Regions from separate parts of the Homo sapiens genome. Here all the other regions are linked to region 3. Evidence: chromatin loops called from intact Hi-C (ENCODE). Cell type or tissue: Calu3. All regions are shown on one strand.

Evidence for each region. Hi-C counts contacts between places; a loop is a spot of excess contacts. Peaks named below come from ENCODE experiments on the same cell type or tissue, not always from the same donor. Only the 100,000 strongest peaks of a DNase experiment are listed, where the experiment ranks them.
Region 1: it touches region 3 in a loop (4-fold over the local background); 15 of 110 quality-filtered maps call a loop at or near these places.
Region 2: a loop joins it to region 3, with 6 times the contacts of the local background. A loop is called at or near these places in 9 of 110 quality-filtered maps.
Region 4: a loop joins it to region 3, with 3 times the contacts of the local background. A loop is called at or near these places in 10 of 110 quality-filtered maps.
Region 5: it touches region 3 in a loop (3.0-fold over the local background); 5 of 110 quality-filtered maps call a loop at or near these places.

The regions. Positions count from the first base shown.
Region 1 is chr1:174,963,564-174,968,563 of GRCh38, forward strand. All of the region lies in intron 20 of RABGAP1L (RAB GTPase activating protein 1 like), which reads left to right. Among named protein-coding and RNA genes, the nearest start is that of RABGAP1L-AS1, 12 kb to the left of the region's middle. In Calu3, no CTCF peak of the experiment used is centred here; a DNase peak (open chromatin) is centred at 1,088.
Region 2 is chr1:174,767,349-174,772,348 of GRCh38, forward strand. All of the region lies in intron 18 of RABGAP1L (RAB GTPase activating protein 1 like), which reads left to right. Among named protein-coding and RNA genes, the nearest start is that of RABGAP1L-AS1, 180 kb to the right of the region's middle. In Calu3, a CTCF peak has its summit at 2,816 (motif pointing right); no DNase peak of the experiment used is centred here.
Region 3 is chr1:174,872,883-174,877,882 of GRCh38, forward strand. The region is part of intron 19 of RABGAP1L (RAB GTPase activating protein 1 like); the gene reads left to right. Among named protein-coding and RNA genes, the nearest start is that of RABGAP1L-AS1, 79 kb to the right of the region's middle. In Calu3, no CTCF peak of the experiment used is centred here; DNase peaks (open chromatin) are centred at 1,539, 1,789, 2,569 and 4,569.
Region 4 is chr1:174,797,155-174,802,154 of GRCh38, forward strand. All of the region lies in intron 18 of RABGAP1L (RAB GTPase activating protein 1 like), which reads left to right. Among named protein-coding and RNA genes, the nearest start is that of RABGAP1L-AS1, 150 kb to the right of the region's middle. In Calu3, no CTCF peak of the experiment used is centred here; a DNase peak (open chromatin) is centred at 2,617.
Region 5 is chr1:174,812,697-174,817,696 of GRCh38, forward strand. The region is part of intron 19 of RABGAP1L (RAB GTPase activating protein 1 like); the gene reads left to right. Among named protein-coding and RNA genes, the nearest start is that of RABGAP1L-AS1, 140 kb to the right of the region's middle. In Calu3, no CTCF peak of the experiment used is centred here; a DNase peak (open chromatin) is centred at 2,475.

The sequences.
Region 1 (5,000 bases), 91 kb after region 3:
TACTGAGAAAATTACCTGACACTAATATGTTTCTATATCATCTAGAATGCATCTGCTTTTTGAAAATTTGATTTGTGTACTAGAGTAGAGCAAGGATCTGCAGACTGTGGTTTATAGGCCAAATCTGGCTCACTGCCAGTTTTTGTAAACCAAGTTTTATTGGAACACAACCACACCTGTTTATTTATTTATAGTGTATGGCTGGTTTTGTATGACATTTGTAGAGTTGAGAAATTTCAACATAGACCATGCGACCTGCAAAGCCTAATATAGTTACTTTCTGGCAATTTACACTAGAAGTTTGCTGACCCCTGTGCAAGAGTATAACCTAAGATAGTTTTTTAAGCGCTGAAAGAAATGCAGTCTGTTTGGCCAGCTGTCATTTATCACTGACAAGATTTTGTTTTTAGTTTGACATTTAAAAATTTGAAATTTTCCACTACAAAGATAAAATTGGATGTGATGAGTAAAGGAGGGAAGCACAAAACCTTCAAATATCCATATTTTCTTTCTCAGATCTTCATTATGGACAACATAGATATTTAAACATTTTATCTGTAGGCATTTGAAAACTTGAATATGATAGCTGTCAACTCTTTTAAAAGAGGTATCCAAAAGAAAATATGTGAGAGTTGAGTGTGTTGTTGCTAATAAATTTGCACTGAGTCTTTTAGGAAAACATTTTCTCCTGACCCTTAAAAGTCTTTAAAAGCATGTGCCAAGAATTCATCATAGCAGCAGACAACACCCAAAATATTGAGCTAGGGTTTATAAAGCCGCCTCCCTCCTCGTCATTTTTTCCTTTAAAGCTTAGTTTCTTTACTTTTAATTAACAGTTCACATTTCTCTGGTTTCTCATCTTGAAATAAATGACGTTCACAATCCCTTGAACCGCTTCACCCAGACTTCAGCCCCCAGGTACACATGAGATCCAGGATCCATTTTTCTTTTGCATTGCCCTGCCCAGCAATTTCATTCTTTTGTCTGAAGATGAACTATTTTGCAAGATTTCTGACCTTGTCATATAAGGAAGTTCCTTCCACCCAGCTTTAACAACACAGTATCAACACCTCACACCGTAGTTCCTTAATAGTCCCACATACAGCATTTTAGTCATTCATGCAAACTGTAAACAGCAATGTGGAGAGGGAGGAGTTTGAAGATATGAGTCTTCCTGAGTTGAGACTTGCCCACTGGCTACCTCAAGTATCTTTGTTCCATTGAATGTTTGCGGTCACAGAGAGAACTTAGAGTTATATGACACTCAAAGGAAAAGCAAAAGAGCATTAAGAAGTGTCTGTTTTTGTTATTGCCATTTCATAAATATTTTAGTAGGTGTTCAATTTCATTGGATATTCTTTTTTTTTAATTGTCTTTGTACCTATGATTGAAAACAGTAGTTGGTCTATGACTTTTGAGGAGGTAAGTTTTTTTTTTAATCTATGTATGTCTGTAACATCAGTGTCTGTCTCTTTGAAAAATGCAGTATCCTCCTCCCAAAAGTTACTAACCAAACTTTCCCAGCTGTACATCTCCTATCCATAAGGGGTGAAACTATGAGGACAGTTGTTATCTGCTTTTTGTTCAAACGGTGTCAGTTGTGTGAGATGGGGAGTATATGTTTCAGACAGTGTGATGTGAGTTTTAAGAGTTATGTAAGCAGTGTCTCCTGTAATCTTTTCTGAAAGGCAAGAGGGAGCCAGTTTGCCTGTTTTGTTTACAGGCTTTGAGCATTTAGCACATCTGCTTGTGCAAACTTACAGCATGTGAATTTCTCTGGGCTGACTGAGGTTATTGGGGCTGACTTTAAGTCTGTCTTCCATGGGCAACCCTTGTCAACATTTCAAAATGAACCAAGCAGGGTTACTGCCTTTTCCAAGACCATCAAAACCAAACTCTCTTCTCCATTCTAGTATACAGGCAAACTTTTTCTAGAATTGGTCAGTATTGAAAACAGTTTTGGCTCCTTGAGAAGAACTGTAAAAGACAGCCACGTTAATATAAGCTCTGTTTAGCCCTCAGTAGGTAAGTGTGGGCAAGTTCTTTGTAGAAAATCTCCATCTCAGTAGCAGGGTCTCACTGTAGTGCTCAGTAGCACTCACCCTGGGTTCATACTTTGGAGGATGATACTGCATTTTTGGCCCCGTAGCTTGCTTTCCCACTTGTCTGTGAGTGCAGAGCAGGAGTCTGACACTTCCCACTGTGCTGCTTGCTTTGCAGACACTAAATTGAAGCTTCTTGCTAAAGCAAAAGCCAGTAGGCGTGCCCTCTAGGCTATTTTGCTTTGCAGGGACTCTGAGACACTCAGTTTCTCCCAAATCTTTTCCCACCCTTGCCCTTGCCCCTTTAGCTGTGTGTCTGTAAGGAAGGGTTTCAGTTGCAACAGTCATTGTAATGAGAAGTTACTAGTCAGAATTTCAGCTGAACTCACACCTCTTTCTTATATAACAGATAATCCATCAGACATTTATCTCTAATCAACAGTGAAGTAGCTACCTGGTATGATTTCTAAATACTTGAACAAAGTACTTTTCCATGAACATCCTATGACTTTACTTGGAGGTTACTTTAACTCAATTCTAAGCATGTAATTGTAACCTGAAAAACTGGTAGTGGCAACATTTTCACTTGTGCCAAATGAATGTAATGTACATAATAGTCGAGGGAGCTTTTTGTACTTTGGGGTTATACAAGTACAATTTCAATAGCAATAGGATACTTAACTCAGGAATACCTATTGAAGTAGTCTTATCTTAGTTTCTTGAAGATATTTATCAAGAAATGAGAAAAATCTCTTCCCTGGCTAAGCAGCCTGCATTGTGAAATATGTCATGTTGAAATTGTGCTGGTATTGTTACTCTTTCCTGGCTGGGAGGAAATTTATTGAAAAAGCTTCTCAAATCTTTTTTTTTAATCTAAGTTTCCTATATGTTTTTTTTCCATGAAAAGGAGTAATAGATATATCAGAAATAAAGGCTAACTCTCCAGCCCCTGCTAGAAATTGTGTTGCTTAGGCAAAGATTCAAAGATTTCATTGTAGAAGCTCTGGCTTTTTAGAAATTTGTTTTTTAGTCTCCACATTTATTATGCTTCTGTGGGAGGGTGTAACTTCTGTAGATTGAGGGGAACAGACAGAATCTGATGAGTACAAGTTGCCTCTACAAGAGCATTCACAGTCTTCTCAGGAACATCTAGGGAAAGAGTTCCTCACAAGGCACCACTTCTGAGGGGTTACATTATATCTTGGTCAAAAAGGAGGATCCAATATGGTTTTGTGTAGAATATGACCTTCTAACAGAAGTGGACTTAAATTTTTTTTTCTCATTTTGGCATCTTATCCCTTCCAATGGAATTAAAATTCTGAATTCCTTTTTTTCTTAATAAAACTATTTTTTAAATCCTATTACAAATATATATTCATTGTAGAAAACTTGAAAACATTTTTAAAAGAACAAGGACAACAATAAAGAAAATTCACTACCTACAGTTAATATTGGTTGTTTATATTGTTACAATGAGATTCTCCAATTATTTATTGGGGTTTTTTTCCCCCCTACAAGGAAGGCAGCGTAAGCATTTCCTGTTATTATATTTTCTTTCTTTCTTTTTTTTTTTTTTGACACAGGTTCTCACTCTGTCACCCAGGCTAGAGTGCAGTGGCATGATCATAGTTCACTGCAGCCTTGACTTCCTGGGTTCAAGTGATTCTCCAACCTCAGCCTCCCCAGTAGCTGGGATCATGTGTGCACACCACACCACCCAGCTAATTTTTTTTTTTTTTTTTTTTTGAGATGGAGTCTCACTAACTCTGTCACCTAGGCTGAAGTGCAGTGGTGCAATTCTGGCTCACTGCAAGCTCTGCCTTTCAGGTTCAAGCAATTCTCCTGCCTCAGCCTCCCGAGTAGCTGAGATTACAGGTGTGTATCACCACACCCATCTAATTTTTGTGTTTTGTTTTAGTGGAGATGAGGTTTCACCATGTTGGCCAGGCTGGTCTTGAACTGACCTCAAGTGGTCCACCCACCTCAGCCACCCAAAGTGCTGGGATTACAGACATGAGCCACTGTGCCCAGCTGTACCCAGCTAATTTTTAAAAATTTTTTTGTAGAGATGGGGTATTGCCATGTTGCTGAGGCTGGTCTTGAATTCCTGGGCTCAAGCAATCCTCCGGTCTCAGGCTCCCAAAGTATTGAGATTACAGTCATGAGCCACTGCACCCAGCCTTCTCCAGTATTTTAACACTGAGTAGAATTCTATTGTGAATTTATTTAAAGTATTAAAGTGATTTGGGATTGTTTTTATCTTTTTTAGTCGATATGTTTTTCAATAATGTTTTAACATTCTCCAACTATTCTTATTTTTTTCCAAAAAAAAAAAAAAAGACAGAAATGGGCCCTGGTGGCTGGTATAATCAAGGTGCGGTTTTGTCCTTTAACTTCTCTGACAGCCTTCCCTGTTTATGGATCCTCTGCCTCTGTGAAAGCCTCAGACTTTGCCCTTACCATGTGTTTCTTAGCCCTTGTTTTAAAAAACAGGAAAAAGAAAGAAATTGTCTTCTCTTTCAATATAACAAACACCAGGTTGTTATATAGAAGATACAATTAACTTCACATTACCTGGTATGCTATGATAAACTATCTTCCAAAACATATATTTGTCTTCTAGTTTTTTGTCACTGCTTTGTCTGAGTTTTTGCCACCTTTGCAGAAAACACTGTTAGACGTGTAAATCTGAAAAACAGGAAGGTCTCATGACATTAGTCTTTCCTGTCAGCTCTCTTTTGAATCTCCTATAACTGTTAACAGTAGCAAAGAAAGCAATTTTGATACTTTGGAATGGAAGACATGAAATAGCTATTCTGAAAATAGTTGTGAACATACCAAGTTCATAGTGTTTAGTTAAGGAAAGGCCTTGCTTCATAAGAATTAGTGACTTGGTTTTTTTTTTTTCTTTCTTTTTGTTTGTTTGTTTGTTTCGTTTTTTTGTTTGTTTTTTTATCA
Region 2 (5,000 bases), 110 kb before region 3:
TCTTATTTAATTTTTTTTGATGATACTTTGTGGTTTTTAGCATACAAAAGTCTTAAAGCACTTGAAAAAATTTAATTCTAACTTTTATTCTGCTTGATGCTATTGTGAATTGAATTGTTTGTTAATTTCATTTTCACTGCGTCCTCATTACTGGTATCCAAAAATACAACTGACTTTCCTTTTTTTTTTTTTTGAGACGGAGTCTCACCCTGTCACCCAGGCTGTAGTGCAGTGGCGCAATCTCGGCTCACTGCAAGCTCCGCCTCCCAGGTTAAATAGAACCAACTTATCTATATTGATCTTATAACCTGCAACCTTGTTGAACTCATTTTCAGCTTTAATATTCATGTATGTGTATTGTGTGTTTCCCAAGATTTTTGAAATACAAGATGTCATTGTATTAGTATGTTTTCATGCAGCTGATAAAGACATACCCGAGACTGGGCAATTTACAAAAAAAAGGGGTTTATTGGACTTACAGTTCCATGTGGCTGGGGAGGCCTCACAATCATGCCTGAAGGTGAAAGGCACATCTCACGCGGCTGTGGCAAGAGAGAGAATGAGAGCAAAGTGAAACAAGTTTCCCCTTATTAAAACATCAGATTTCGTGAGACTTATTCACTACCACAAGAACAGTATGGAGGAAACCACCCCCATGATTCGGTTATCTCCACCTGGTCCCTCCCACAACACATGGGAATTATGCGAGTACAATTCAAGATGAGATTTGGGTGGGGACACAAAGCCAAATTGTATCAGTCATCTTGTAGACATATTTTTACTTCTTCCTTTCTGATTTGGATGCATTTTCTTTCTTTTTCTTGCCTAATTCCTCTGACTAAAACCTCCAGTACTGGCAGAATAGGTAACTAGGCAGACATGAACAGGACAGGAGAGGGCCCTCCTCCCCAGGAATGTCAGGTGACCATCAGGTAATGGTCATGCAGTTGTTAAACTATCTAACATAATGGTTGTAGCTTGCGCCAGGGAAAGGCTGTCTCCCAATAGATAGAAACCACCTGAAGCTGGTGATCAGCAGCTTCTTAATAAGATCTCAGGATTTTGCGAGTAGGCTCAAGCATGCCCACCAGGAGGCAAACTGGTGGAGTTTAACAGGTATATGACCCTCCTCTGGGAACACTAGTCAACTGGTAAGGGAAAAATACCTCAAATGAACATGCACACAACTTCAGTAAACACACTGTACATGCGGCCCCACCCCAGGGCTAGCAGGCCACTGTGCATGTGGACAGCCCACCCCAAGGGAAGAATCAGGGGAGAAGAAACACAAACCCTGGAATCATGCCAATGTATAAAACCCTAAGTCAAGGGTCAGACAGTATACTTGAATCTCTCAAGTTGCCTGCTTGGCTCACTTCCAAGAATACTTTACTTCCTTTCATTCCTGCTCTAAAAGTTTTTAATAAATTCTCACTCCTGCTCAAAAACTTGCCTTAATCTCTCACTCTGCCTTATGCCCTCTTGGACAAATTCTTTTTATTGAGGAGGCAAGAATCTCGAGTTGCTGCAGACCTGTACAGATTCACTGCTAACAGTACAATGTTGAATGGAAGTGGCAAGAGTAATTATCTTTGTCTTGTTCCTGATCTCTTTTACCCTCTATCAGAAAAGTTTTTTTTTTCCTTAGAACTTCATTTCTGGATTACTACTGTCACCACCATTGTCACTGTAACCACCTGACAGGTGCTTCCTGCCCACTGCACAAACAAAATCAATTCATGGAGCATTGCAGTAAAGAAAGAGGTTAATTGATATGAAGACAGCCACACTTTGCAGGTGATGGAATTATTACTCAAATCAGTCTCATTGAAGGTTAGGGATTTTCCCAAGGTAGTTTGGAAGAAGGGGTGGAGGTGGCTAGACAATGGATACTTGCTGCTGATTGGTTGGGGGCACAATCATAGGGGTGTGGAAAACGGTCATCTTGTGCGCTGAGTTGCTTCTGGGTGGGGCCACAGGAGCAGTTGGTGGGTCCAGGTGGAGCCATTGGTGTCATGCAAAAAACCTGAAAAGATATCCCAAAAGGCCATTCTTAGGTTCTATAATAGTGATGTTATCTACAGGAGTAATTGGGAAAGTTGCATATCTTGTGACCTCCAGAATAATGGCTGACAATCACGTCCACACCATAGAAGAATTCAAGCTCCTCTATCCCCCTAGCCTGGTGGTCTCTCATTAGCTTTACAAGGTCGGTTGAGTTTTGGGGAAAGGCTATTATCATTTAAACTATAAACTAAATGTTTCCCAAAGTTAGCTTGGCTTAAGCCCAGGAATAATGAATGGCAGCTTGAAGGCTAAAGCCAGGAGGGGAGTTGGCTAGATGAGATCAAGAAGTTAGCCGGGCATGGTGGTGGGCGCCTGTAGTCCCAGCGACTCCAGAGGCTGAGCCAGGAGAATGGTGTGAACCCAGGAGGCAGAGCTTGCAGTGAGCCGAGATCACGCCACTGCACTCCAGCCTGGGCGACAGAGCAAGACTCCGTCTCAAAAAAAAAAGAAAGAAAAGCAAAAGACCTTGAAACTGGAAAATGGATTTCAGTTCTCCCTAGTCTTTGATGTACCAACTTGGGTTAAAAGTTCTTGTTTCTGTGTTTGAAGATAGTGACTTAAGGAAGAACTGAAGTTGGGAATGTAGTTTCTGTAGTTAATATTCATGTTACAAAAATAGAAGTCTAAACACCTGAAAAAAAGAATGAAACAACTCATAAACTTTTTTTTTGGATTTGCAATGATTTTGTACATTCCATTAGTTTTGTAACTTTCATGAAGGAATGCCTATTGTCCTGTTGGTGGCAGTAAAACACCACTCCTGGATCATTTGTTACTTGAATATTTCATTTGTTTGTTTTTAACTTTCTCTAGTGCATCTTCAGTTTGATGATAGGTTAGTTTCAAGATGCTATCTAGTAAATGCTAAAACAAACCAACAAACACAAATACTGGGCTTCTAATTAGGATACTCAAGGAATTTTAAAGTTTTAAAGTTTCAGAAATAATACATTTTATGAAACAGGGATCTGTATCAGGAAAAAATGTATATCATCACAGTACCATGCACATATTATATAATACCTTAAATTTGTTGAAGCAATTTCTCATTACTTATTTCTCATGAAACAATCCAAAATATCAAGAAGGGAAGACAGTTGAATAAACACACCATTTCCAAGTAGTCAGTGATTAAATTGAACTTAATGTACCCTAAGAAATACAAGCTCCCTTGACAGAGAACAAACAGAACAAAAAAATCCAGTTTCCTCCTTGTTCTATTTTTGTGAGCAAAATAAGTACTCATTTAAGCTTCCATCCCTTTTACTTAAAAATCCCTCTCTGTCTTCATCCTCTTCTGCTTTGCTCTTGTCTTTAATGAAGGTCTGTTCTGCCCCCATTCCAAGGCTAACTTCCTCACTATGTCCTTGATCCCATCTTTCCTGTCTCTCTTTGGAGAAGCCTGTGATGGTTAGTTAGTTCACTTATTCAACAGATATTCACTATTGACAGTCCCTGGGTTAGATGTCAGGGGATACAGAGATGACATTCTGTGTCCTGAAGTTGTCACATCTAATAGGGGAGGCACACAGACATAAGAATTCAGTGTGTTTGATCCTGGGGTTTAAAAGGGATCTTTGGGAGCCTAAAGGCAGAATGCCAAATTCATTCTGGGAAACTAGTAAACATTTTCCAAAGGTGGCATCTAACCTGAGAATAGGACATGAGGGTGAGAGTGAACAGCATGTAGAAGAGGAATGAGGAAGAATGGCTGAGGCAAGTCCTTTGCCATGGCACATTTGAGGGGGATGCGCAGGATACGATTCTGAGGGGCTTTAATTACATTTCTGCCATCAATTTATTGTGGAATTTTAATCAAATCATCTAACCTTTTAACACTTAATTTCCTAACTTATAAAATAAAGAGACAGGGAAGCATGCTCTAAATTTATGTCATGCCAGCTGTGTCAATCTGTGCTATAGGTGTGTGTATATGTGTGTATGTTTGTATGTCTTATATAACCATTTCAGTCCTTTAATGAGTAGATAAGAATCTTTGTATAATTTGCATGTTTGTTGTTTAAGTGCTTGGCTAAATTTATCTTTGCCTCTTTTACAAAAAAAAAAGTGTTTACAGAACAATATAATAAAATTAGGAGCAAAGGAATATTTTATTTGTTATACTTCAAGATGAATACCACCAAAATGTTTTCATTTCAACTTAAAAATCTCTTTATAACCATACTTGAATATAAACAACCCATTTGTTCTACATTAGTGAAATGTTAGTGTGTGTATTTTCTAGCACTCACACCTCTGCACTGTGATCATTCTATCAGGTATTTCTAGATATCCAAGCAATGTGTTGGATCTATGTAAAAAAAATCTGACAGCTACCATCAATAACAATATAATTGTGTAGCATTTAAACAGTTTGTAATGAGCTCTCAAATGCATTTTTTAAATGTTTAATAAATAAAATTAATAGTAAGACACCTATCATTTATTGAGCACTTAAAATGTATCTGATGCTGTGCTAAGCACTTTAAAACTAATCTTCACGGCCGGGCACATTGGCCCACGCCTATAATCCCAGCACTTTGGAAGGCCGAGGCAGGTGGATCACGAGGTCAGAAGTTCAAGACCAGCCTGGCCAAGATGGTGAAACCCCATCTCTACTAAAAATACAAAAAATTAGCCGGGCCTGGTGGTGGGTGCCTGTAATCCCAGCTACTCGAGAGGCTGAGGCAAAGAATTGCTTGAAGCCGGGAGGCAGAGGTTGCAGTGAGCTGAGATCACGCCACTGCACTACAGCCTGGACGACAGAGTCAGACTGTCTCAAAAAAAAACAAAAAACAAAACAAAAAAAAATAACTAATCTTCACTACCTTTAATTTTGTTTATTGTAGTATAATATACGTAACATAAAATGTACAATTTTGGTCAGGGCAGTGGCTCAGGCCTGTAATCCCAGCACTTTGGGAGGCCAAGGT
Region 3 (5,000 bases):
TTGGAGATCCTTAACATTGAGTCATGTATACTTTGTGAATGTTTGCATAGAGTTACCTAGGAACATCTGGAAGAATGTTCATGAAAGATTAGAGGAGGGCCAGTCATGCAGGAGGAACAGTTTCTCCAGGGTGCTACCCATCTATATGGGGGTTGCAGAAGACCTTTCTGCCCTCTAAACCATATTTCCTTTTTTTATTTCTTTGAGACAGAGTTTTGCTCTGTCGCCCAGGCTGGAGTGCAGTGGTGCAATCTCGGCTCACTGCAACCTCTGCCTCCTGGGTTCAAGCGATTCTCCTGCCTCAGCCTCCAGGGTAGCTGGGACTACAGGCACACACCACCATGCCCGGCTAATTTTTTTGTATTTTTATTAGAGACGGGGTTTCACCATGTTGGCCAGGCTGGTCTCCAACTCCTGACCTCGTGATCCACCCGCCTCGGCCTCCAAAAGTGCTGGGATTACAGGCATGAGCCACCGTGCCTGGCCTAAGCCATATTTCTCTTGTAGTTGTTTTGTCTTTCTTTCTGTCTGATCTTGATTTTATGGGTGACGTGATGAGAATATTCAACAAGTAGAATATGAGATATAGGAAAAAGGTCTTGACTGCTACTCTCCTGAGTTGAGATAATTTTTTTTTTTTTTTTTTCCGAGATGGAATTCTCCCTCTGTCGCCCAGGCTGGAGTGCAGTGGCACAATCTTGGCTCACTGCAACCCCTGCCTCCCGGGTTCAAGTGATTCTGCTTCAGCCTCCTGAGTAGCTGGGTCTACAGGCGCGCGCCACCACGCCTGGCTAATTTTTGTATTTTTAGTAGAGGTGGGGTTTCACCATATTGGCCAGGCTGGTCTCGAACTCCTGACCTTGTGATCCACGCACCTCGTCCTCCTAAAGTGCTGGGATTACAGGTGTGAGCCACTGCGCCCGGTGAGGTGAGATAATTTTTATACTTGCTGCTTTGACTGATGTATAAAAAAATGCTACTCCCATAATGCAACTACTTTGCTGCATTGGAGAGAACACAATAGAAAAATAGCCACTTCTTATTCAAGCTTTTCTTGATTTTTGTTTCGGCTGTCTCTAAATTTGACACTTGAGAATAGATGGTTTATTTGACTCATAGTATGACCCAGGTATGCTTTTGTTAAAAAGAACAGTTCTAGGAGGATGACTGTTGGGACAAAATTAGCTACTAGTATGGAATACTCTTTCAGTGTAAAATCTCAGAACAACATTTAAAAATCATTGGAGATATTTTATTCATAAACATTTTCTTAATAAGATCCAGAAAGGGTTTATAAACCTAATAAACCTATTCGATAGGTTCTATCAAATAAACCTATTTCTATCAAATAAACCTATTTGATATCTTCTATCAAATAAACCTATTTGATAGGAGGAAATAGGAATAGGACACATTGCTTTTGACTTTCTATACCCATGTGGAAACCAGGAATCTATTCTCTCCCTCTCAATTTACATGACCATGAGGAAACTGAAACCTAGCGAAGTTAAATGACTTGCCCGGGGACGGACAGCTAGCTAGTTCCTGCTTGAACTGAGGACCATCTATTTGGTTACCGGGAGTGTGGCTGGTTTCTGTTGCCTGTTTTGATACTCTTCTCCTGGTAAGTTTTAGCTTCAAATGGTATTGTCCACACCACAGCCCTTGATCTCAGGTAATTCTCCACACCACTGCCTTTTTTTTTTTTTTTTTTTTTTTTTCCAATGCAGTTGCGTGGTGTGAAGGCGATAACTGCAGACACTCAGGTGTAAACAACCCAGGGAATCAATGGGTTGGGGGGATGGTAAAACAGGAGTTCGTAGACAGGACTGTGTACAATAGCTTCTGAAGTTTTGGAGGGTATTGGTGTAGCTGTTATTTCTGAGACCGGAGAAAATGACGGTAGAGTGACAGTTTCTCTAATCATCAGTTTTCAAAGAGTATGTTTTTCGTTGGAACCACAAATATAGTACACTTAATAAGGGGAAACGAAACCTTGAATTTTTCCTTCCCAGACTCTGAAAAGTAAAGTAAACTTTAAGGAACATTTTAAGGGTGACAAAAGGTGAAGATTGCAAATCAAACTTAGAGTGTCCCTGCTCAAGAAAATCTGTGCACTGCAGCTACAATAGAGGACCACTTGGGTTTAGAAATGACATGTTATTAATAATTCTAGTCACTGTGGCTAATTAGAACAATCTGTTGAAGGTTATAAATTATAGAAGCTTTTTAAAACATTTATCTAAGAACCTGTGTAGAATTCTAAAAGGACTGAATTATTTGAAGTTATTAGTTTCTGTGTATGTAAACTTAAACTATTTTTAAAGCCTTTGATTATTTTTCTAAAAATGTTTTTGCATGCTTATAGCCTGATGCCGTAAATGTTTTATGAGTTTAATGTACAGCACCTCTAGGTGCTATTTAAAATTGTTTTTTCTGGTCCTTTTCTTTTGGGTTATAAGGGTTCTTCGTAACCAAGAAGATTACCTATGGTTACGCTGAATGCACTCTCCCAGGGTGCATAGGCGCTGCTGAACTGCGGTTATAACTCTTGTTTGCCCCTGGGTGGTTGCCAGCAGGGAGTAAGGCATTGTGGGAAGTACTTTCTTTACCTTCCACAACAGGTGTCTTTGTCAGTGCACCTTATTCAGATATCCATGTGTGGAAGCTCTGAGTCACTGAATAGCAAAGAAAAATATGAAAGCAAGAGGAATTGCTTTCACATCTAGAAAATGTTGCAAGATAATCTGAAATCTTCTGGTGCTGGTGAATGCATGAAGAGGTTCACAGTATCTTTTAAAGTACTTCTGAAAAGATAAGGAGTTTAAAAGGTATGAACTGCCTGGACACCTTATAATGCCTTGTCTCCTGATTATCATTTAATTTTTACCTGGTTAGTCAGAGTCAGGATAAATGTGCAGGAAAAAAATGTTAACGAAAATAATGCTTAACAGACAAAGCAGCACTGTAGAACAAAAATGAAGTAAAAATGCTTTACTGACTCCAACAAGGGTCAAACACAGTTTGAAGCTGTTTTAATCTTGTGGATTTATTTAAAATATTGCATTTTTTTGTTTAAATAAGCTTATTAGATTTGCTTGTTTCCTAGCAATCAGGTGCTTTTCCCTCCTTCCTTGTGCTCGCTCTTATAAGCTAGAATGCTATAGCAGTTGTAAAACTCTACTAATTACATTTAAATGGGACAAGGTGTTATACAAGTAATCATGTTAATGTAGATGAAAAAAATACTTTTGGAAAACATGGGAAAATAACACTATAGATCTCATTCTGAGTTTTGTTTTCTGAAAAGCAAACAAATTTAGGTAACATAATCCTGCTATTGGTAATGAAGACTAAACATTTCAACTGGTTGAAATGTTTTATTTCAACTTATTTCTTTTGATTTTAGACGAACTTGCCAAATTAATTTCTAGTTCTAACAAAGAATATTTCTCATAGTAAGTACTGCAGTGTCATGATCTAGAAAAAGCAGGGAAGATACTAGCTTAATTAGGAATATTGAAAAACAACTTCAGAGAAGCCTTATCTGTCTTCCCCTTATTTTTATTTGCTTAATCCTTTTTCCATGAAATTAGTATACATTATATTTCCTGATCAAGCAACTTTGTAATGGTGATTATGGGCAACTTTCAAACTTTTCATCTGGAAATATGGCAGTTCATTTATGGTCTCCAGCTGTAATTTAAAAAGCACTACTGGTGGTTAAGCTACCAACAGTTAATGGCTATCTACTGATTTGAATAATTAAAAGAAACCCCTAGCCTTAAAGATAAAAGATGAAGAGAACTTTTATCTATGGGAGCAAAACAACCAGTTTATAAATGAGACTCTTGTATTGCTTTCTGAATAACAACACAAAACTATGCTTAAAATACTTATTTTTTTTAGTAGGAAAAGGGAGTAATGATTATTAATTGATATCGCTGTCCCTGTTTCATTTTTATGTTTTGGCATTTTTTTCTTTAACAGAAATACTCAGAGGGGAAAATTTTTTTTTTCAGACTTCAGGAGATCACTTGTACTATGAATTCTTTAAATTCTGAGAAATTAAAATGGTTTTCATCTGTTTATTTTCTAAGATTACGAAAAAATAAGCGTTAAGAACACTAAGAAAATTTACTTCTTCTCCAAGAACAATCTTCATGTAATAATACTGCAGTAAGAAGATGAGCTATTATGAAAATTTTTAATTACCAAGAACATAACACAAATCAGTTTTTTTTGTTGTTGTTATTGCTATAGGATATTTCTAGTTAGGAAACTTTATTTCTTTTTTGAAGTTTAAAGGTTTCCAAAAATTGAATTTTCCAGCTTCTCTGTTATAAATGCAGAAGGTGTTTATAGTGTATACTTCCTGCATAGATAAGAAACCTCTTTTAGTTTCCTACTGGGGGTGAATTGCTAGCCAAGCCTGTGATAGCAGCCGCTTTTTTTTTCTTTCTCTTTCTTTCTTTCTGGATTTTTGACACTCCACCCCCTCGAACTCAGGTGGGTGTGTACACTGGCACTGAGCTGCAGTAGGATTTTTCCTTGGATAGTCTGGTCTGGAGCTGGGACAGCAGCTGCTGCTGTGGAAAGGCCAGCTGGCAAGATGATGGAAGAAATCTCCATTATGGTAGCCTATGACGCCCATGTTTTCAGCCAGCTGCACGATGAAGACTTCCTCACTAGTCTGGTGGCCATCAGCAAGCCCAGGTCTATGGTAGGTGGTGCCTTGCACACTACTCTGGTTCTGTATTTTCTTTTCTAACATGATATCTATACTCCTGTAGCAACTGAGGCATAACTTGCTGTTGGCTTTGTGTTATGTCTACAGGTTTTCAAAGATTTATTTACATAATTAAACACTCATATAACAGTAGCACACTTAAAATGTTAGGCTGATGCTTTCATATATAATGAGGTTGAGAGGAATTTTAGAGTGCCAAATATCACTTTGTCTTAAGTTTCTGCCTTGTAAATATGTATATAATTATCAG
Region 4 (5,000 bases), 76 kb before region 3:
AGTCCTGTTTCTGGTTTATGTAAGAAAAAATGCTTCAGCTAGTACTTTTCAAGACCAAGTTAGTTGAGTGGAAACATCTTCCCTACCCTTTAAAAAGTCAACTAGAAAAAAATCCTATAACCTAAGAAGTCACTGAATTCTTCATTCACATTTAAGAGCAATTCAGGATGTTCCCTTGTTCTTAAATGTGAAATGTCTATGGCAGTGCTGTACATAGCAGTAGCACAGTCCTATCAAACAAAATTTAATGCAGAACACCAGTATATATACAAGGTAAAAATGGAGCTGAGGGGAGTGTGTGTGTGTCTAAATGTGCGTGGTGTTGGGGGGGTGTGTGTGTGTGGTGTGTGGGATGTGTGTGTAGGGGGTGTGTGTGTGGTGTGTCTGTGGGTGTGTGCAGGAGGGTGTGGGGGGTGTGATGTGTGGGGGTGTATGTGGTGGTGTGTGGGCGTGTAGTGTGGAGTGGGAGTGTGGGTGTGTGGGGGGGTGTGTGGGGAGTGTGTGTGTGGTGTGGGGTATGGGGAGGTGTGGGGGGATGTGTGTGTGTGTGTGGGGTGTGGTGTGTGGTGTGTGGGTGTGGGTGTGTGTGTGTGTTTAGGGATACAGTATGAAAGGCCCAGAACCTTTTCCTTCTTATGGCCTCCCTCTTCCAGCTGAACCTATCCTCATCCTAGGCAGTACATCAAACATTTACTCCAGAACTTTAGGACCTGAAATTTATTTGTATATACGTAATATTCTATGCTTATGATCATTTTACATTAAGATCTTTACTTTGCATAGTTTTTTGTTTTTGTTTTTAGAGATGGGGTTCCACTATGTTGCCCAGGTTAGAGTGTAGTGGCTGTTCACAGGCAGGAACGTAGCACATTAGAGCCTGGAACTCCTGAGCTCAAAGGATCCTCCCACCTCAGCCTCTGGAGTAGCTGGGAATACAGGCACACACTACTGTTCCTAGCTCTACTTTATTTAGTTTGTTAAGAAATCATTTTAGCACTTTGGGAGGCCGAGGCAGGCGGATCACAAGGTCAGGAGATCGAGACCATCCTGGCTAACACGGTGAAACCCCATCTCTACTAAAAATACAAAAAAAAAAAAAAAAAATAGCTGGGTGTGGTGGCGGGCGCTTGTAGTCCCAGCTACTCGGGAGGCTGAGACAGGAGAATGATGTGAACCCGGGAGGCAGAGCTTGCAGCTGAGATGCTGCCACTGCACTCCAGCCTGGGTGACAGAGCGACAATCCGTTTCAAACAAAAAAAAAAAGAAATCATTTTTGGAAGAGATAAAAGGCTTGACAGCAATATATAAATATTTCATTTAAAATAACTTGTTAAATAATACTTAAATGTTAAATTTCTTAAAATTCTTGTTTTTCTGAGATTTTGGAAAAACAAAACCAAATAATATATTGTTAAGGGAGGCAGAATCTCCCTTCCTATTTCTTTAAGCTCATTTTCATAATTAATCTATTTATTTAGGCCTACAGACATACATCAATAAATATGTTTCTATTTGGTTATTTGTAGATATGTAACTCTTATTTGTCAGAGTAGAAAACTAAGACTCACAAAATACATGCTCTGGCTCTCTTAGCCTTGTTTCTCTTTGTACCATGCTATAATTTGTATGGAGAAACCAGCCTGGTACTTAAGAGAGCAACTACAGAACCACAGAATCAAGATGCTGAATATGGATTAGTTAATTGTTAGGATAAAGTTAAGAGACTGTCCCTATGGTGATTTGGTCATTTTGCCTTCATTTGGCTACAACTGATTATTTATTCACAACAAGTAAACTAATATAACACATTAGCACTAAGATTGTAAAATTTTGAACTATGGATAATTTTTATATTACTGGGGAAGGATTAATTTGACCAGAGATTTATCAGAACAATGTTTTCAACTATTAGCTGAGTGTTTATCAAGGTCTGTGGCATACAAAAGTTATTTTTGCTTTGAGAATTTCAATTCTAATAGTTCTTTAAATGTATACTCTTAATACGTGTTAGGTTTTTATTATTTATCATATTGCTTGTTTACAAAAATCTTCCTTTTAATCATGGCCAGCCTTCCCAGAATCCTGAAATGCTTCTTGTATTTGCATTGCAAAGAGTCATTATTATTGCATAAACACTTCAACTTGAGGGTGTGTCATTTCTTGGTTGCTTGGTCTTTGGCTCTTCTGTCCATACTCTATCATTTTACCCTAATACCTCTCTTCTGTAGCGGTTTCAGTCATCTAATAAGGATTGGAACATCCCACTTTAAATCCAAGTATAAGATCTATTCTCGTTGTTAGAAAGCAAGAGTGAATAAAGGTCAGCTGTTCAGATGACTGGCTGTCTGATTTTTTTCTGTGAGCGTCACATGTTAGGAAAAGCTAGTTCATCTCTCTGTGGCTTAGGATTCAACAGCATAAGCTGTCAGACTAACACTGATTGAAGGTAGACTGGGAGGGGGAAGCGCATCTGTCCAATGGCTCGCCATTGGCTTCTTATTACAGCATTCTCCCCTGAGACACACTCTGCATGCTCATTCACCTACCTCCTCCTCTTCCCTCCCCTTCCTTCCCTACCCCTTCATTACTGATTCACAGCGAGAGGCAGCAGCAGCAGCAGTAGCAGCAGCAGCAGCAACAACAGCGCTGCTTGTCACGAATCGAGGATTGCAATGAGCTCATCGTTTTCTCCTTGCAGCTTCACAACTGCCCTGGCTTCCTGGCTACTGCTGCTGCTGTCTTCTCACACATAGACACGCACACACACCCTTTCTCGCACACACACACACACACACACACACACACACACACACACACACACACACTCTCACACATTCTCACATGCTAGACCCTTCTAAGCAGCTTGTCCGTTTTTACACATGTATCTGAACTCTCCTGCATCACTCTTGGCCATTTTCTCGCATTCGATTGCTTTTGCCGTTTTTTATTTAGATCAGTACTTGATTTCATTTTCATTTTCCAGTCTACTTTGGGGTTCTCGCAGTGGATAATTTAGCCAAAATGTTTTTCTTGTGGAGACATTAGCTGACAATTCCCACCACAGACTGGCTTGTACGTCCTCCCAGGGAGACCTAAACCTGGCTCCCCTCCCACCGCAGTTCTTAATATTGTGGATAAGAGATCCATCTTTCTCATTCTGGATACCTACTTAGTGCTCATGGAAGAAGGGGTGCCCTGCCCAGCCCCAGCTGCTAAGCTCACACCTCCTGTCAAAAAGTCCCAGGACATGCACGACGAGAGGAGCAAGCTGGTGAATGAGTATGCGTGTCGAGTGCTGGAACTTCTGGGGATGGGGCATCGTCTGTTTGTGCCTCGGCTTCTGGCGGTGAGATTGTTTTTCATTGAACTTCATTTGTAGGGAATCTGCTATCCTCTGTGAAAATTCCTTGTATCTCTGAAAGAGGCTTGTTGTCTCTGGTTTTCTTCTCCTTCTCCCCATTCTGCCGAGAAGGAAATGCTGAGTGGCCACTGTTGTGCAGCTCATTTGGAGCCTGGTCCACACCACCCCTTAATTGGTTAGAGGAGATCATGGCTCTTTTCTCAGAGCCCAGGGTCACATTAGTGGCATTATCTCTGTGGCAGCAAAAAAATGGTTTTCTGCCTGGCTAGGCTCAGCAATAAAGCAGAATACCCAAGTGCTTGATGTAGGCATTCTGTTATGTATATCTCCAAAGGGTTAAATTTTACAACAGACATAGCAACTTATCTAGACTGTGTGTGGTTTGCTTTCTAACCTCCCCATTAGATTGCCAATTTGATTGTTGTTTTGTTTTGTTTTTTGATAGAGAATTTTACCACCTAAAAATACTTTGGTAGGAAATTTTAGGTTTCTCTCCTAGAATGATTGAACTGTTTATCTGTGAAACAGCTTAAAGCTGCTGGCTTCTGTGCTGTGAATCTGGGAAGTCTGACTTGCTTGTTATTTGATTTCCTGAATAAGAGAAAAATCACCCTTCCTCATTTCCTACCAAGGGTTAAAATTAAATACCCACAATCGCTGTTGCAGGCTTGAGAACTATACCTAGCAACTATTCTATAAGGTAATTGGTTTACAGTAGTCCTATACCATTATGTGGTAATGGAATAAGAATAATTTAGCCTTGTCTGTTTTATAGAATGGAGTTTAATACCATTTTAGACTATTTCCTCACTATGGTTCTCTCATATTAGAGTCTTTTCAGTACAGTATTTACATGACTGAATTTAACTCTTTTCTCTCCTATATCTCCCTTCACTATAATTCATCTCTATTTATACTTATCTTTACAATTACTAGTTCAGTCTTTATGTATGTATTTACATGCAAATATAATCTCTTCTGTACAATCATAACAGACATGTTAGATAGCCATGTAAATAAGAAATTTCCCATCCTAAGGAAAGTCTATTTGTCATTCCAAAACAAAGTTTGATGCAGTGACTAGCATACAATTATAGGGGGGATATTTTTGAGAAATGTAGTTCCTTTGTCATTTAAAGAAGAAATAAAAAGAGCTGAAGACATGTGTTTTAATGTCCAGGTGAAGTCATTACTTCCCTGAACCTCATCTTTTTCTTAAAGGAGAAAACTAAGGATTCATGATTCTATTTAGAAAGGAGTTTTGTTTTGTTTTGTTTTGTTTTGTAAGTGAAATGAGAAGCATTTTATTTCAGGAGTTTTGATATTGTGAAGTGCTAAACTATATTTCAACAAATTCTCTACATCTCTGAGGAATCAGGCTTGGTCTAATATATTTCTGCATCCTAAAGACTACTCAACTTTGTGACTCAAAGGCTTCCAATGGTAACTTTCCAGTAATTTGGTGCCACCTCTCTTTGGCATTTACATTTTCAGTGTTTTGAAGGAAAACATAAATTGGTAATTAAGAATATTTTGCATACTCAACTCTGCATTAGGGATGAATTTAAACTGCCTCTAGTCTGAAAAAATTAATTAGCAATAAAATCCACAGGGAGTTGGGTTCTCAAGCTTGAGCTCT
Region 5 (5,000 bases), 60 kb before region 3:
ATTTATTTAACATGTTAGAAAGTGATAAATAGCTGTGAAAAAAAAGAGAGTAGGGGAAGATAAAGGGAGGTTGGATTAGTGGGGGAGCAAAGGTTATGATTGTTATTAGATAGTCAATGTGGACCTCACTGAGTCAATGAAGGAGATGAGAGATTAGTCATGGAGATGTCCTGGGGAAAAGCTTTCTAGGCAGAGTCAATAGCCAGTTCAAAGGTCCAGAGACTGCCTCATGCCTGGGTGGGCTTGAGAAACAGGAAGGCCAGTGCAGCTGGAGTGAAGTGAATGAAATGGGAGTAGTAGGAATGCTCACAAAGAGCCAGAAAATGTAGGCCATTGTAAGCATTTAGGCTTTACTTTGAGTGAAGCAGGGAGCTCTTGCAGGGTTTTTAGTGGAGCAATGATATGATCTGTCTGAGGTTTTTAAAGGATCACAATGGCTATTTTGTTAAAAACAACCATAGGAAGGTAAGAGAAGTAGGGACATCAAACAGGAGATTTTGGAGTAATCCTCTTGAGAGATGATGATAGACTGAACCAGGGTGTTAACAGTGGAGATAGAGATGGAGTGGAGATGGAGATGGTTGGAACCTGAGTATTTTTGAAAGAGAACCAATAAGATTTCCTGATATATTAAATGTGAGTGTGAGGAGAAAAGAAGAGTTAAAATGATTGCACTGATTTTGAACTACGCAACTAGGAGATAAGAGTCACCATCAACTTATTAAGCATATTACTTAAAAGGTACTTTGACACAGACTTCTTTTAGGCACCAGAGCCACTGTAACATTTTTTGGTATAACACAATCTTTTTAAATTTAAATCAAATTATAAATGTTAAAAAGTACAGTTAAAAAGTACACTGAAAGTAAGTAACTGGGCAGAAAAAAATTATTTTGTCTTTCAAGTGAGCTTTATATTCAAAGAGATCATTTTCCAAAGCTATCATAAGAAAGATGGATTTCTGAAGTTTTCATTCTGAAATGCAAACTCTTTAAAGCCTTCACGACTGATTGTTTTATTTGGCCAAAGTGTAAGCCACATTTATTTGTAACTTTGAAAGTATACTCTAGTGGGCATGATGCCTTTGACTGAATTTTGTGGGTGGTGAGTTTGAAAGGTAGGCTTCAGCCAACTGATTGTTTCGGAGATGCCAGAGAGAAGTATTGTAAATTGGGTCAATGTTGTAGGCATCCTTTAAAATAAAATATTTATTTCTAAGAATAAAAGAGTAGAGAAATAAGAGGTACAGGTAAGGTGAAAAGTTAAAGGTTTTCAAGGGAAATCTCAGAGGATTGCCAAGTCACTGAGGACAAAAGAAACCCAGGAAAACAATTGAAAAACATGAAATGTATAGGGAAAATTTTTTTCTCCAATATAATTTATGAAGTTCCTGGAGGTGGCTAGTTATTATCAATCCAGAAACATGGGATCTGAGAGATGGAGAAGCGTAAAATGTTAGAAAACAAGTTCAAAATATAATCCAAATGGACTGCTCCTGGAAGGGAAGTGCTGGGTACAACCAGAATAAATTTTTTGGACATGAATAGGTAAATATGAATATTTTTAAAGCTTTTAATAAGATTTCAATAATTTAAAATTTTTAATAATTTAATAATTTGTAAAGTTTTAATAGTTTTTTGTGGGGTTTTCTTTGCATTATCTAAGGAGAATGCCTTTTTCTTGGATATTTAAGACGGTATCCACGGGACACCATTTCATTTATAACATATAATTGTAGAGTGAATGATTGTGAGGCAGATGTGAGGTGAAACTGAAAGAAGGAAGACATAAGTCATCCAGTATTGGGCTGGGATTGTGCTGGGACTAGAATGTAGGTCTCCAATCCAAAGGTCTAAAATTGTTTTTAAACCAAGACCTATATTTTGGTTGCTTTTATGTCAAGACCATGACTATATGTACGTACTTACATACACATAACTGAAGAGATACTTACCCTTACACTGAGGCACTCTGATGTTTTTTGTTCTATTGTATTGTATTTCCTTTTTTTTTTTTGAAATGGAGTCTCATTCTGTTGCCCAGGCTGGAGTGCAGTGGCACAATCTCTGCTCACTGCAACCTCCCAGGTTCAAGCAATTCTCCTGCCTCAGCCTCCTGAGTAGCTGGGACTACAGTCATGTGCCACCACGCCTGGCTATTTTTGTATTTTTAGTAGAGACAGGGTTTCACCATGTTGGCCAGGCTGGTCTCGAACTCCTGACCCCAAGTAATCCGTCCGTCTCAGCTTCCCAAAGTGCTGGGATTACAGGTGTGAGCCACCATTGCCCAACCTATTGTATTGTATTGTATTGTATTTTAAACTTCTCCCCGGATCCCAAGAAAATCCCCAAACCAAAAGGCTGACCACAACCCACTAAATCGATTTTACAATAGCTTGTAGTTTTGAAAAAACACTAAGACCTATCCCACTGTTCCTACCACCTCCCCGTTCCCCACTCTGATCTGCCACAACCCATGAGAGGCTGTAGATGACGAGGTGTTACAATGAATAATGGAAGTGCATGTGTAGGTAAGGATGTGAGTCATCATGCCATCATTACAGCAGCTTGTGCTGGCAGTTGGAAATTTTAGGAGATGATGGACTTATAGACTGAGACTTATGTGTTAGACAAAGCATTCATGGACAAAGGTGACTGCAGGCATGGAATAGGCAAGAAAGTTTAACTCCTTATCCATAGCCTATTTAAGATTAAAGATAGAATTTCTGCCAAAAGTAATCAAGTTTTAAACATTTTTAAATTATTTTCAAAGTTGGTGTTGTATATAGTTGTGTCTTTTTTGAATGGACATGTTCCCATTTAATTACCCCCCAAAATAATCACTTTCCTTTAATTTTAAGGAACTGTAACCAGTGATTTCAGTGAAACTGAAACTGGCTTTAAAATAGATGCAGCAGTTGCAAGCAAAAAATAACTTGTTAGCTCTGTATGTGGTTTATTTCTGTGAGTGTACCAACAAGATTTGTTAATAAAGCACATTAGATTGGATAAATAATTTTATTTTTCCAAAACTTGTATGACATTAAATATCAGGAACATTTTCAATAGCTTCTAAACTGGTAATTTAACTAATGTGACTCCAAGTTATTCTAATACCCTTCTGTTCCTATGGTTTCAACTAGGCCAAAATCAGAAAACATATTGACCCATCAGGCTTTACTTTGAACAGTCATTTGGTTACTTTTAATATTGAAATCAAGACCTAAATAAAAGATGTTTAAAGTGCCTAATATGAATATCCTGTATTTTCCCAGGGAGTCAGTTTTTATTAAATATCATACTTTGATTTTTGCCTTATAGTTAAAAATGCTGCCATTGCAGAGCTTCTTAAACTTGGATTTTGGCTTCAGAGACTCTGAATTACCAGAAATTTGAATTTCTTTGTATGAACATATGAGCATTTTGTTTTTCTTAGTAACATAATACATAGCTTTTTTTTTTTTTTTTTTTTTTGAGATAGAGTTTTGCTCTTGTTGCCCAGGCTGGAGTGCAATGGTGCCATCTCAGCTCACTGCAACCTCCGCCTCCCGGATTCAAGCAATTCTCCTGCTTCAGCCTCCCGAGTAGCTGGGATTATAGGCATGCACCACCACGCCCAGATAATGTTCTATTTTTAGTAGAGATGGGGTTTCTCCATCAGGCTAGTCTCATACTCCCGACCTCAGGTTATCCACCCCCCTTGGCCACCCAAAGTGTTAGGATTACAGGCGTGAGCCACCACACCAGGCCTCGTAATATATAGCTTTATTAAGTGCATATACACATAATCTTTATAATTCTTGATCTGATTACCTGTTTTTCTACATATTTTTATTCAATACCATTTATATTGTATCAGGTTGAATTGATGAAATTACCATTCCTGTTGGTCAGAAACTGTCAGGTATTTGATTGGTTTATGATTTATGATTCAGTATTTTATGCCTCCTTACAGCTCAAATAGGTGCATATGTAGCTTAGCTCTATGGCCATGTAAACTTTTCCTGAGAATTATTCTCCAAAGGCTAAGAAACAAGTCTTTTTTTTTTTTTTTTGAGATGGAGTCTTGCTCTGTCACCAGGCTGGAATGCAATGGCGCGATCCCTGCCTCCTGCAACCTTCGCCTCCCTGGTTCAAGCAGTTCCCCTGCCCAGCCTTCCGAGTAGCTGGGACTACAGGCGTGCGCCACCATGCCTGGCTAATTTTTTGTGTTTTAGTAGATTCAGGGTTTCACCATGTTGGCCAGGATAGTCTCGATCTCCTGATCTCATGATCCACCCACCTTGGCTTCCCAAAGTACTGGGATTACAGGCGTGAGCCACTGCACTCGGTCAGTCCTTTTTTTTTGTTTTGTTTTGTTTTTAAGTTGATTTTTATTTGGAATAATGTTCCAAGTACCATATTTACGATGGACTTCAGTAGTAGCAAAGTTCATAAGCACAATCATCCAAAATTTTCTGTTGGTAGAGCTTTATAATAGAGCTTTTTAAAATATGTTAGTTTATTTCACTTGTATTTCATTAGTAAAATAATTTGAGCAAAATTAAAAGGCAAAATCTGACATTAACCTAAAGGAAGAAAATTAGGAAAGAAAAGTTATTTATTGAGTGCCTGTTGTGTCCCAGGAACTATGCCAAGAGGACTTTTCAGAGGAAGTAAGAGTTAAAATGAAATCTGAAAGATTATTAGGAGTTAAGGAGTGTATCAAGGCAGGGAGAAGGATGTTTCATGCAGACAATATGCAGAAGCCCATAGGTAAAAAAAATATGGAGTTGCCCAAGACCTGAATGTAGGTCATGACTGGAGAGTAGGTTGCAAGGAGGGAGAGGCAGTTAGGGGAGTAGATAGAGAAAAGACTAGAGAGGTAAGCAGGAGCCAGCCAGCTTGTGCAGAGCCTTGTAAACCACGGTAAGCAATTTGGATTTTATCCTGAGGGGAGTGATAAGCACTGAAGGATTTAAAATAGGAGACATAAATTATCAGGTTATTGTTAGGAAGGTC